Linked DNA regions of Homo sapiens: region 2 is linked to region 1. The links are chromatin contacts, found by Hi-C or POLR2A ChIA-PET in ENCODE. All regions are on one chromosome and are shown on one strand. Each heading gives the region's core, a stretch centred on a gene start or an enhancer-like site at or near the end of the contact. The rest is flanking DNA. Distances are from core to core; before and after follow the strand shown.

Evidence for each region. A loop is a pair of places that touch in the nucleus more often than their neighbours do. ChIA-PET counts read pairs that join two places held with the same protein, here RNA polymerase II (POLR2A).
Region 2: a map with no recorded cell type shows a loop between it and region 1 (6-fold over the local background). The contact joins two enhancer-like sites. A Hi-C loop is called at or near these places in 1 of 37 single-sample maps with no recorded cell type. POLR2A ChIA-PET finds 5 or more read pairs at or near these places in 1 of 52 experiments (H1).

The regions. Positions count from the first base shown.
Region 1 is chr5:169,588,656-169,594,325 of GRCh38, forward strand. It overlaps SPDL1 (spindle apparatus coiled-coil protein 1), which reads left to right. Exons shown (of 12, transcript NM_017785.5): 3 at 2,393-2,569; 4 at 4,699-4,893; 5 at 5,490-5,639. Among named protein-coding and RNA genes, the nearest start is that of SPDL1, 7.7 kb to the left of the region's middle. Within about 2 kb of position 4,421, at least 2 of the 41 ENCODE cell types and tissues checked have a DNase peak (open chromatin) inside an H3K27ac peak, as active enhancers do.
Region 2 is chr5:170,609,822-170,616,245 of GRCh38, forward strand. All of the region lies in intron 1 of KCNIP1 (potassium voltage-gated channel interacting protein 1), which reads left to right. Among named protein-coding and RNA genes, the nearest start is that of KCNIP1-AS1, 68 kb to the right of the region's middle. RefSeq lists an enhancer at 1,940-2,676. Within about 2 kb of position 5,015, at least 3 of the 41 ENCODE cell types and tissues checked have a DNase peak (open chromatin) inside an H3K27ac peak, as active enhancers do.

The DNA.
Region 1 (5,670 bases), core at 3,171-5,670:
TAGTTTATTCTTTTCTGAAGATTTTAGATCTAGTTCCCGCCCTGCCCCGTCCCTGTTAAAAAAGAATGAACTAAATGAATTCCTGTTATTCTTTCCACCCTAGTGTATTCAGAGTTTGAAAGATCAAGTTATCATTACTCTCTTTGCCACATTTACTACCAGATTTTGCTTTGTCTGCACACTTCCTAGAAGACCTCACTTGTTTTAGACCTCTAAACATCTAAGTGCCCCATGACACTACACCAAGCCCTTAGTTCCCCCATGAAATCTAGGTTTGTGTTCAACTGCCCACTAATAGACTTCTCAAACTTAACACAGACAGAAGAGTGGATTCCCTGTCCGTTAACCAAATATTCTTTTACGATTTTTTTTAGCTTATTTAGTAAATATAATAGCATTCAGTTTCTTGAACACCAAAAATCTTTATATACCAAAGATTTTTGGTATATTTTTGGTTTCTTTATATACCAAAAATCTAGAACTTTTAGTCAATATCTTCCCTTTATTTCTCACATTTCACTCATTAATAAGTTCTAAGAACTAGACTACAAAGCATGTATCTTTGCTACTGGCACTGTAGTCCAGATCACCATCATCACTCCTAGACAAGTATTGTAGCCTTCTGGCCGGGTTGCCTGCTTCCATTGTTGCCATTCATGCCATTCATTCTTCACTCAGCGTCTAAGTGGTCGTGGAATAACACACCAAAGGTCATGCCACAGCCCTGCTAAAAACCATACAACAGCTTCTGATTTTATTTACAACAAAATCTGAGCTCCATCCTTGGGTTTGTAGATCCCTATGTGACCTGACCCCTGCCAAGCTTCTGACCTCACCTCAAACTGCTTTGCCTTGTTCTTGACTATACTGGTCCTCCCTTATGGGCTTTACACCAGCTATTGCCTTTTTTTTTTTTTTGAGTTGTTTACCCCTCACTGCTCTTGGGTTGAGTCCTCAGATTTCAGCTTTCATTTAAATGTCACTTCAGCGGAGAGGTCAGCCCTTACTATGTAATGTAAAGTTGCCCTGATTCACTTTTTTTTTCTTTTTTCTTTTTTTTTTTTGAAACAGGGTCTCACTCTGTCGCCCAGGCTGGAGTGCAGTGGCGCAATCTTGGCTCACTGCATCCTCCACCTCCTGGGTTCAAGAGATTCTCCTACCTCAGCCTTCCGAGTAGCTCGGGGTTACAGATGTGTGCCACCACATCCGGCTAATTTTTGTGTTTTTAGTAGAGATGGGGTTTCACCATGTTGACCAGGCTGGTCTTGAACTCCTGGCTTCACGTAATCTGCCTGCCGAAGTGCTGGGATTACAGGCATGAGCCGTTGTGCCCGGCCCTGATTCCACTCTTAATTATCTGCATTGCTAATTATCTCTAGATTATAAACTCCATGAGAGAGGGAATTTTGTATGCCTTGTTCACTATCCTGAATGCCTGCCACACGATTATTTCTTAAAAGAATGAATGAATAAATCTGGGTAATTTAGCAAATGCTCAGTAACATATTTAAACTTGAATCTCAACATTGTAAATATGGCAGGTAAAAAATATCTGTAGCAGGTAAAAATAACTAGTGATGGCAACCTTTGTGTTTCTACATAGTACTGTTGTAAACCAAGAACTGAGTGCAAAGTCATAAAGGCAAAGTAAAGATTACAAATATCACTAATAGAAAATAAAACTGTTATACTTAATCATTTTGAGTCATAACTTGTCAAATTTCAGTGTTTAACAGTTAATACTCTTTGTCTTCCTTTAAAATAAAATGGTTTTTGAGGGGAATATTTTATCATTTTTTAAAGCCTCTTGAAGGAGTTCGTACTTGTAACATTTTTAATGTCTAAACTTCCCTGTGAGTAAGCAAAAGCCCTTTTAATTACTCCTTTTGTCTCAGCTCTGCATTCATTCTGATAGACCTTTTGTGACATTTCTCAGATGACTACATTCTGAAAGTAAAGGCTAATTCAGTATTTCTTTTTTTTCAACTATTATTACTACTACATTGTGTTCAGAGCTACAAGTAGAGCATCTCATTATCAAACTAATAATTCTCATGAGGAAAGCTTAAGTGCTGTTAAATCTTTTTTTGTTGTTAGCAGAGATTACTTGACTTGACGTGTTGACATACCATGGAGCACATTTTACTTCCTTGACAAGGCACAGAAGCAGTAAGGTATCCCTTGCATGGGTTTAACATAGTTTCGAAATACACCTCAGGGGTTTATTAAGACTGATTAACTACAAAGTTATTCCAGGTTTAACATGTCTTCGTTATTTGGAAAGCAGCAAATGCTTGAAATAAGAATGAAACAATTGAAGTTGAAAACTGATTGTATGTAATGGCTTTAGGCTATTTTTATGTAATTGAATTGTAATTGAATCTGTTTTCAGAGTTATGAACAAGAAAAATATACCCTTCAAAGAGAAGTTGAACTCAAGAGTCGAATGTTAGAAAGTTTGAGCTGCGAATGTGAAGCTATTAAACAACAACAAAAAATGCACCTGGAGAAATTGGAAGAACAACTAAGCAGAAGCCATGGACAGGAAGTGAATGAACTAAAAACTAAGGTTGGGATATCTGCGTATTTCAGCACAAAATATTCCATATTTATGCAGCCATCTGTAAACTTTAGATGATAAAGATTTTCTTAAGTGTCAGCTTTGCAAAATAGCCAAGATCTAAGTCTTCATTATCTTAATATTGGGGGTGGGAACACTGAGATACAAGAGTTTGTCTAAGGGACTTGTATAAATTATATCCTATTAATTAAATACAATTATTTAATTTTGGTTGCTGGATATTTGTGAAGGTTTAGTTTAGTGACTAGCATGGCCTCCTTGCTGATAGTGGGTACAGCAGCCCCTTGCAGAAAGCCTCGTCTCCTAGCCTTCCCTGCAGTCAGTGGTATGCTTTGTAATTCTGTAAAACAGACCAGTAGTTTCTTACTAGTTAATGTGCATTACAAATGACACTTTATAGTTTGTTTACTGAGGATAAACTAATACATGTGCTCCAGTTCTTACAATAATATTGTGGAAAGGTACCATTATCATTTCCATATACCAGATGAAAGAGCCAGTGTTTAGACAGACTGAGTAAATTGGACACAATTCAAGAACTAGAAATTCTCCATCTAGGTTTGAACTGAGGCTGTCTGACTCCAAAGGCTGTGTTACTGAATCACTACATAGTCTAACAGCATGTTACACTGGCTCCATTTCAAACATAAACGCAAGATAAATGATTGGTCAGTGGTTTTCCCTTTTCCCAGCTAGCCAGTGCTTTCAGGTTGCTTCTGAGGAATCCAGAACTTTTTATCATGGATCTGCTTTGTGTATAGTCTATACTCTGACTTTTCCAGACACTGTCTACCAAAACTTGCCTGACTTTTGTCCTCCTTTCTCAGAAGTCTGTTACCCAATTTTCAGCTTCTTGTATAGCAGCCTCTAAGATTTTTCTTTTTCTGTATACCACCTATACTATTACTTAATTTCTCATTGACTCTCTTTTAATGTTTACTGATTTTAAGAAACATCAATGAAAGTATTTTTTTTTCCTTTTTTTTTTTTTTTTTTTTGAGGCAGAGTCTCACACTGTCGCCCAGGCTGGAGTGCAGTGGCATGATCTCGGCTCACCTGCAACCTCTGCCTCCCGGGTTCAAACGATTCTCCTGCCTCAGGCTCCTAAGTGGCTGGGATTACAGGTGTGCGCCACCACGCCCAGCTAATTTTTGTATTTTAATAGAGACAGGGTTTCACCATGTTGGTCAGGCTGGTCTCTAACTCCTGACCTCGTGATCCGCCCACTTCAGCCTCGCAAAGTGCTGGGATTACAGGCCTGAGCCACTGCGCCTGGCCAAAATTACATATTTAAGCTTGCTTATTTTTTCCCAGTATACACTAAAACAAACATAGCTATCTAAATATACCTTCATGTAATATATAATCATCTTGCATACCACTCTGACAGATAATATCATCCAGCTTGTCTGAAACTAGTCGGATTTGAGGCCCTAATGACTGATAATGATGTGCTTTCTTCCCCCTCTGGTTGTTATTTTTATTTTTGCAATAGTTTTCATCACCTAAACAAAAAAGAGTAATAAAGGGAGTATTCAGGACTGAGGTAAGGCTAATTATAGAGATGGCTTTTTTTTTTTTTTTTTTTTTTGGTGGAGCAAAGAGTACATTAGTGAAATATTTTGTTTTACTGATTTTCTCAAATCACTTATGCCAAAATTTGGATTTTTTTAATACCTTTTCTTCTCTTATTTTTCACATTTAATTCATCAAGTTCTAAGAACTTGACCTACAAAACATCTATGACGCTACTGCCACTCCAATCCAGACCTTCATCATCTCTTTCCTGGACTACTGCTGTAGCCTTCTGACCAGGTTGCTTGCTTCCATTGTTTCTCTTCATGCCAGTCATTCTTCACACAGTAGCCAAGTGGTCCGCATCATAGTGCCTCCAGATTGCTTCTGAGGCATCCAGACCCACCCCGATTACTCATGGATTATTTCTATGTTTATTAAACAAGGTGTGTCACTAGCTGTTAAAAGATGCCTAACCTTGGGCAAATAGGAAACTCCAATAGTATCATCATTCAGTAAGTTTGGTTCAATCAGTTCAATCAGTGATTGTTTTTAGAAAGAAAATAACTTTCAATTTATGACTTTTTTTTTTTTGGCTTTAGATAGAAAAACTGAAAGTGGAATTAGATGAAGCCAGGCTTAGTGAAAAGCAGCTGAAGCACCAAGTAGATCATCAGAAGGAACTCCTCTCTTGTAAATCAGAGGAACTGCGCGTAATGTCTGAACGTGTGCAGGAAAGCATGTCTTCAGAGATGCTGGCTCTTCAAATTGAGCTGACAGAAATGGAGAGTATGAAGGTAATTTTTATGGCATGTGTTTCTCAGGGTTTTCTCTTTTTTTTTCTGGCATATTTTTACATGTTTTGGTAATAATTCTTAAGAGCTAGTTTGAAGGCTGAAACATTTTTTGACCTAACTTGCATCTAACTAATTAAAAAATGGGTTTTTTTTAGGTGGATGACTTCATTCATAATATAGCTTTAGACTATATGATTATGTAAGGCAGCCTTTCTCTTAGATTAATGAAACGTCTGGAAGAATTTAGAGGCATATACTCTGATCCCAGATTTTATCGTAAGAGCCCAGTGTAAAACGTTGGCTCAGTGGAAGTTGAAATGCATGTGAACTTGGTTTTTTCATTGAAAGCTAAGGTTAATTAAAAATTAAAGCCTGAAATTGATAGAGGAAAAAGGGCAGTCTCTAAAGCCATTTGTTTCCTTGTTGAAAAATTTAACAGTAATAGTAATTTCTATTATTTTAGAATGTACCTGACAACTTTTGACTGGTTCTTTAGTTTTAATTTTGGATGTGAACCACAACTGAGATAAACTGAGCAGCTGCCAAATGAAAGATTATTCAAGAGAATTTCCTCCTTTTCAATTCCTGTTAAATAGACCACCCTCAAAGAAGAAGTGAATGAACTACAATACAGACAAGAACAGCTAGAACTTCTTATTACTAACCTAATGCGCCAGGTAGACCGGCTTAAAGAGGAAAAAGAGGAGCGAGAGAAAGAAGCAGTTTCTTACTATAATGCCCTAGAGGTACTATGATTACAGTAACATCATGTTTTCC
Region 2 (6,424 bases), core at 3,765-6,264, 1.0 Mb after region 1:
ACTCCAGCCTGGATGACAGAACAAGATCCTGTCTCTAAAAACAAACAAACAAATAAACAAATACTACTTTGCTCATTCATTTAAGTCAGTAAATTGTGACAAATGGAAAAATGCAAGAAAAAAAAGGAAGCTGGACATAAAGCTAGAATGGAAAATGCATGAGCTCTTGCTGGGGTGGGTCCTAATTTGGCTTTTAGCTTCCTAGCAGCCCTTGCAAAGAAGAAAACAAGATCTGTTAGGTAAATCTCTATAGCAGTGGTTCCCAAGACATGGTCTCCTGACCAGCAGTATCAGCACTACCTGGGAACCTGTTAGATTGTCCCTCTCCACCCTCGAATCTGGGAGTCAGGCCCAGGCATCTGGTTTAACGAGCCCCCTAGGTGATGATGATACATGCTGAGGAGTACGAACCACTTATGTTAGAATAAATACACACCAGCTTCTAACATTGATATCGCAGAGAAATTTCTGCATGACACAGTGAGCTATTATATTGACCAAATCCCCATTATAAACACCATCATGTACTTAATAGGCCTTTTTCTTAACTTCCTACTTAGCATACACTCATGAAACCTTCTCAAGGCACAGCTTAATGAAATTAGTTCCAGAGGCACCAAGCTATGTCACCCAGACACACAGCATGATGGGCTGGTTTCATGCTCATGCACACTTCTGAGTAGTGAAAGCCTGGAGAATATCCCAGCATTGCTGTTAGAAGCCAGGACTCTGGAGCCAGGCTGACCCAAATTTGAATCTTAGGTGCACCTTTCATTAACTGAGTGACCTTGGCCAATTCCCTTAATTCCCTCCCTCTGCCTCAGTTTCTTCATGTATAAGAGGAAAATGACTATTTTATGTATTCCATGGAGTTGCTGTAAAAATTCAATGGGCTAACAGACCGTATGCTTAGTATGGTGCTTAGTATGCTAATGAGTCCTTATAAATGTTCCCACGATTATGAACTGCTAGAGTGTGTTTCCTGTAGGTAAACCTCCAAGCCATCAAACCTATGTCCATGTCTCCTGCCACCATCTGTCCTGGATGATTATTGTTCAGATGCATATTCCAAACTTACTGAGTACCTAGTATGTGCGGGGTTCTTTCACTTATATCATTTGCCTTTAAACAGCTCTGCACTGTAGTTATTATTACCCATTTTCTGCATCAGGAAACTGAGTTCCCCCCAAAATGAACTGACTTTTCAAAAGTCACACAGGTATTAAGTGCCAAAGCCAGGATTTGATTCCAGGCCTTCTGGCTTGACAGTGGCACTCAAATTCATCAAGTGTTTCTTGAGGATCTTGCAGATATTTTCTCATATTGCAATTCTAGTCTCTGATTTTTTAGCCCCAGCTGGGCAGGAAGGAAGCAGGTGCATCAGTTTTTAGAACTAGAGCAGGACAGATGCTTAGAATGTATCTGGTTCAAGCCCCTAGTTTATAGCTGTGAGAGTCCAGGCTACAAGAGGGACTTGGCTTGCCCTGGACCCAAAGAGCTAAGCAGAACAAATACTCACATTTGGTGCTGCTCATTTCTCTCCCCTGGGCCCCACAGCATCTTCGAAAGGTGAGGTCAATTCCCATGAAAAGTACCACACTACGAAGTGCAGCCAAGGTCCAGAGGGGTATGGCAGAGAGCTTAGGGTTAATTGATTAGAGCAGGAAAAGGTCAGAAGATGTGGAATCATCCACATAGCCCTTGCAAGGAGGTATCACATACATCCACTCAGGGTCGAAGACACAGACAGCATGTGTCTCTCTAGCCTTCCCTCTCTCCTGGAGTCCATAGCCTTGGCTGCCTGCCAGGAACCCGGCACACCCACCTCCCAACACCTCCCAAGCCCACTCCACCTTCCTCAAAGGGTAACCTCTTCCTGACCTAATCGTTTTCAGAGGAAAGAGCAGGAACTTTGGAGTCAGGCCTGGTTTCCTAATCATCATATTGGTCAAAGCAAGTCACACAGCCAAGCCCACAGGCAGTGGGGCTGGGAAGGACAGAGAGAGAAGGGAGAATCGCTACTGAATGACAGTCTACCACACCTATTGTGCAAAGTGCTGGAAGGGAGGATTTGTTCATTCATTCTGTTAATATATATTAACTGAACACGAGCCAGGCACTGGCCTAGGTGCTGAATATGCAGCAGTGAATGAAATAGACAGAAGTACTTTTCCTCCTGGAGTTCATGTTCAAGTGAATAATGGCCCCACACCTCGATTAATCCACAAGCACTTAACTGTCTACCCTGTCAGGTTTCCATATGTGCCAGACACATCATGTCCACAAGAGATTCTCTGCAACCAGCGAGCTCATGGCCCACGGGGAAACCAGACAGACAGACACCCAATGACAACATTGAAGGCTTGCACGCACGAGGGGCCAGAAAACACCCCACATGGAGTGGGTCCCACTCTAGGCCACTCTCCCATCCCTTCCCTTTTCCAAATTTCCTCCCTAGCCACATGCCTTGGTTTCCAGGGCCAGCCAGCTGTGCAAAATGCCTAGCAAGCTCTCAGCAGGCCCCTGCTGGGCACAGCACAGAGAAATTAAGTGCAATTAGCGTAACTAAGCCATCACCAGTAAGAGGCACTTGCTCTCCTGGCGGCTCCCTTTCGGAGACTAATGGGGATGACTAGAGAGGAGGATCCAGAGCCTATGGCTGAAACCTCATCAACAGCTTGGGAGAGTGACAGCCAGCCAGTCTTCTGCCCGCAGGCTGAAGAGGCAGTGCTTCCCAGGGTGAGCCAGAGGTCAGGAATCAGAAGGCCTCCCCAGAGCTCGCTCCCATTTTCCTGAGTCTAGGAAGATGGAGTAAATTGGTTTAATGGAGTGGAGTCCCGTTGTCATGGTGGCAGGAGGAGAACAGACGGATCGCCCTGCTCCAGCCTGACAATGTGAGGCTGGGCTTTTAGCAAATGTGGCCGGCTGTAATTCAGAGAACTCAATTTGACCCATGCTGTATCTTCTTTCAGATAATGGCCGTGTGTCCTGCCCTTCCCCCAAGTGGGGCAGGCTAGAAACCTCTAGTGGACTCCTCACCCCCTCCCAAGACCCAGTCAATCTATAGGGCCCGCTGGTTCCTTCCCCCAGGTCTCTCCTCTCTCCCTGGATTGTGGCAATAGCCTCCTGAAGGTTCCTCTGCGCCCCAGGGCTAAGTCCTGGTCCCATCCGCTCTTCACATACACACACCCAGCATAGCACATTTTTCTAGAACTCACACCTGAACGTGCCTCTCCTCTGTTGAAGACATCCCCAGAAGCTGATCCCTTTGTTCCCAATGCCCTTCCACCCTGTCTCCACCTGGCATATGCCTGTGTTTCCCTGAAATTCCAGCTTAAATCTCTCTCCATGTTTGGCCTTCTCTGCCTCTTGCTGGATTCCTCATCTCGCCTCCCACCGGTTTTGCATGGATCCCTGCCACTACCTGTGTGTGTCCATCGCTCCATCCATTGAGCCTGTGAGGGGAAAGCCTATTTAATTCATTGTCACATCCCTTCCCTGGAGACAGAGTAAAATAGCTAATAATTAGACAAAACATTAATTGAGTGCTTATTTTATGTCAAGTGTGATTTGAGGACTTTATATGCACTAATTTATTTAGCTTCCCAAAACTCCATTAATAGGTACTATTAATGCCCCCTACTTGAAAGATTAAGCAACAGAGGCATGAAAATAATAAAGTGATATGTCCAAAACTACACAGCTAATAAGTGAGAGAGCCAAGATTTGAACCTGAAGGAGATGGGAGGGAGAGAAATAGTTGGGGAGACCACAGGGAAAGGAGGAAGAAGAGAAGGGAAGAAAAGGAGGCGGGGAGGGCCGGGAGCTGGAAATGTACCTTTGTATTTTAAGTCATTGAGATTTGGGGGTTGTTACTGTCACAGATCCTAGCCTGTTCTTACTAATAAAATAAATAACTAAATTTATAAAGAAGTGTCAGAAAAAAAGGTCATATTAGACCACGAAGGATGACAAAGAGCTTCTTAAAAAGGGAACTCAAGGCCCAAACATGGGTATTGTTGTGTCATGTGAATCCTTCACAGGGGCCACTTGGTGTCTGTGTGGCTGGCTCTTTGTGGCCCTGGAGAGGGAACAAGCATGAATGCATCAGTGGCTTCCAGCCTGAACAGAATAAGTTCAACAAGAGATGGCCCCAGCTCCGGTGTCTACTGGGGAGGTGATGAAGTGAAGTGTTCAATTCCTGCATAGCCACCAACAAGTCCCTGGAAACACAATTGTTGAGGATGTGTCCCTCGGGGAGGCATGGTTCATCTGGCTGTGTCACAAAGCAGATGGGAACAGCTGGCGAGGAAGGACTGCCTGTCCTGGGAATTGCCCTAATCATCTTCCTAAATATTGCCGCAGCCAGGAGGAAAGCCTGATTCCCTGCAGATGGGGCCATTGACAGGATGCTACTGGTCCGGGTTGGGAGAAAAGGAATGCTGTAAACACAGTCAGCCCATTCGGCAGGCAGTGGAAGCTGTCTGAGGCTTCAGGGCCCCCTCCTCACTAGGGGCTATAATTCATGCAGTTTCTTATCTGCCAGATGGCCAGGAGGACACATGCATTCCAGTGGTGCCATCTTCTAAGTGTTGGCAGCTTGCCAGTGATCTCAACTTCATTTTCATCATTGCCTTTTGAGACTTTTTGTTCTTAATCACCCCAACCAACCATGAAATTTTAATACCAGAAATATATTCTCTGTTTACATACTTTATGCAAAATCTGTTTTTTAAACGTAAAAAGGGGATTTTTTCACACGTGCATTCCCACAAGAACCAATTCTCTCCCCCGTTGAGAATGCCTGTTGTACACTAAACCTTCAGATAACCATTTTCTGCAATCAGCCCTATCAGATTTGGAGGGAGAGAAGCAACTCACCAGGAAACAAATGCTCTTTGCATTGTTTTGTCTCTTCCCAGAAGCCTCCCATCCACCTTCAGCTGGAGTTGAGCTTTCTAACATCACTGCATTCCTGCACATCCACATTACCATCTTTATGTATTTGATTCCTCCTTGAGGGCAAGGCCTGTTTCTCTGTTGTTTACACCCCCTCTCAGTGCGTGCTGTAAGGTAGGAGCTTCACAGATGGTTAAAGCAAAACAGAACATGGGCCGGGTGCAGTGACTCACTCCTGTTGTCTCAGCACTTTGGGAGGCCAAGGCGGGTGAATCACCTGAGGTCAGGAGTTCAAGGCCAACCTGGCCAAATGGCGAAACCCCATCTTTACTAAAAATACAAAAAATAGCTGGGCGTGGTGGTAGGCGCCTGTAATCCCAGCTACTCGGGAGGCTGAGGCAGGAGAATCACTTGAACCCGGGAGGTGGAGTTTGCAGTGCGCCAAGATCGCGCCACTGCACTCCAGCCTGGGCGACAGAGTGGGATTCCATCTCAAAAATCAAAAAACAAAAAAAGGAAAAAACAGAACATGAAAGCCACTTTCCCACAGCCTGGGCACGTAGCTACTGTGGTGAATCACCTTTCCTGGCAGAGCACACTCAGGAACCGTCAGCTCCAAAAGCACCAAACAGTTTCATTAAGACCGTGGCTCCTTCGCAGAAGCACACGGAACGCAGACTGACAAGCCTGTGATAACATTTTAATGGCCTGAGTTCAGTTCCCAATAAAATACTTAAGTTTCTGCAATCATGGAGCTGGCATTTTCATTAATACTCCTGATTAATTGTCTGTCCTAGGAAAAGGCTCATCACCGTCACAATCCCGATCTTGCTAGTTCCTTGCAGGGAGAATCCCAGCAGCCTGGGCTTTTCCACCAGGTTAAAGCTGGCAAAGGGCAAGGAAGACTCCCTGGCACCTGGTACCCTCCACTTGCCATGGTAACAGAGGATTACAGGCTCTAAGCCCAGCTGCTGTCCTTGCATTCAGACCTCACCACTCATACACTGGGACCTGGAACTACTTAAATTGCCTCAGTTTCTTTATGTGTCAAATGGCGTTTGACACATAAAGCACTAATACTAATAGTACTTACATAATAAGGTTGTTGTAAGGATTAATTGAGTTGGTACAAGTAATGTCCTGGCACGCATCTGGCACATAGTGAGTGCTTCCTATAATAAACAGTAGCTGGGTTTGTTGTTGTTTTACTATTATTTTTCCTCCAGAAAGGCGAGAGTTGCATCAGCCTTGGAAGAGGCAGGACTGAGATGTTTGGGAACAAGACCACTTTCACAGGGGGCAGCCTTTTGAGAAATGTCATGTCTACTTGATAGGGCTTTAAATATGGAGTAGTGGGAATCTGCACATTTGGATTCAAATCCTGGCTTTTCCAATGGCTGATGATGGAACCCTTATAGGCTCAAATCACTCACTTCTCTGAGCCTCCCCAAAAATTGAGAATAACAGTTTTTATTCCATAGGGTAGTTTTGAGAATTGGTAAGATGATCATAAATGTAGAAGGGC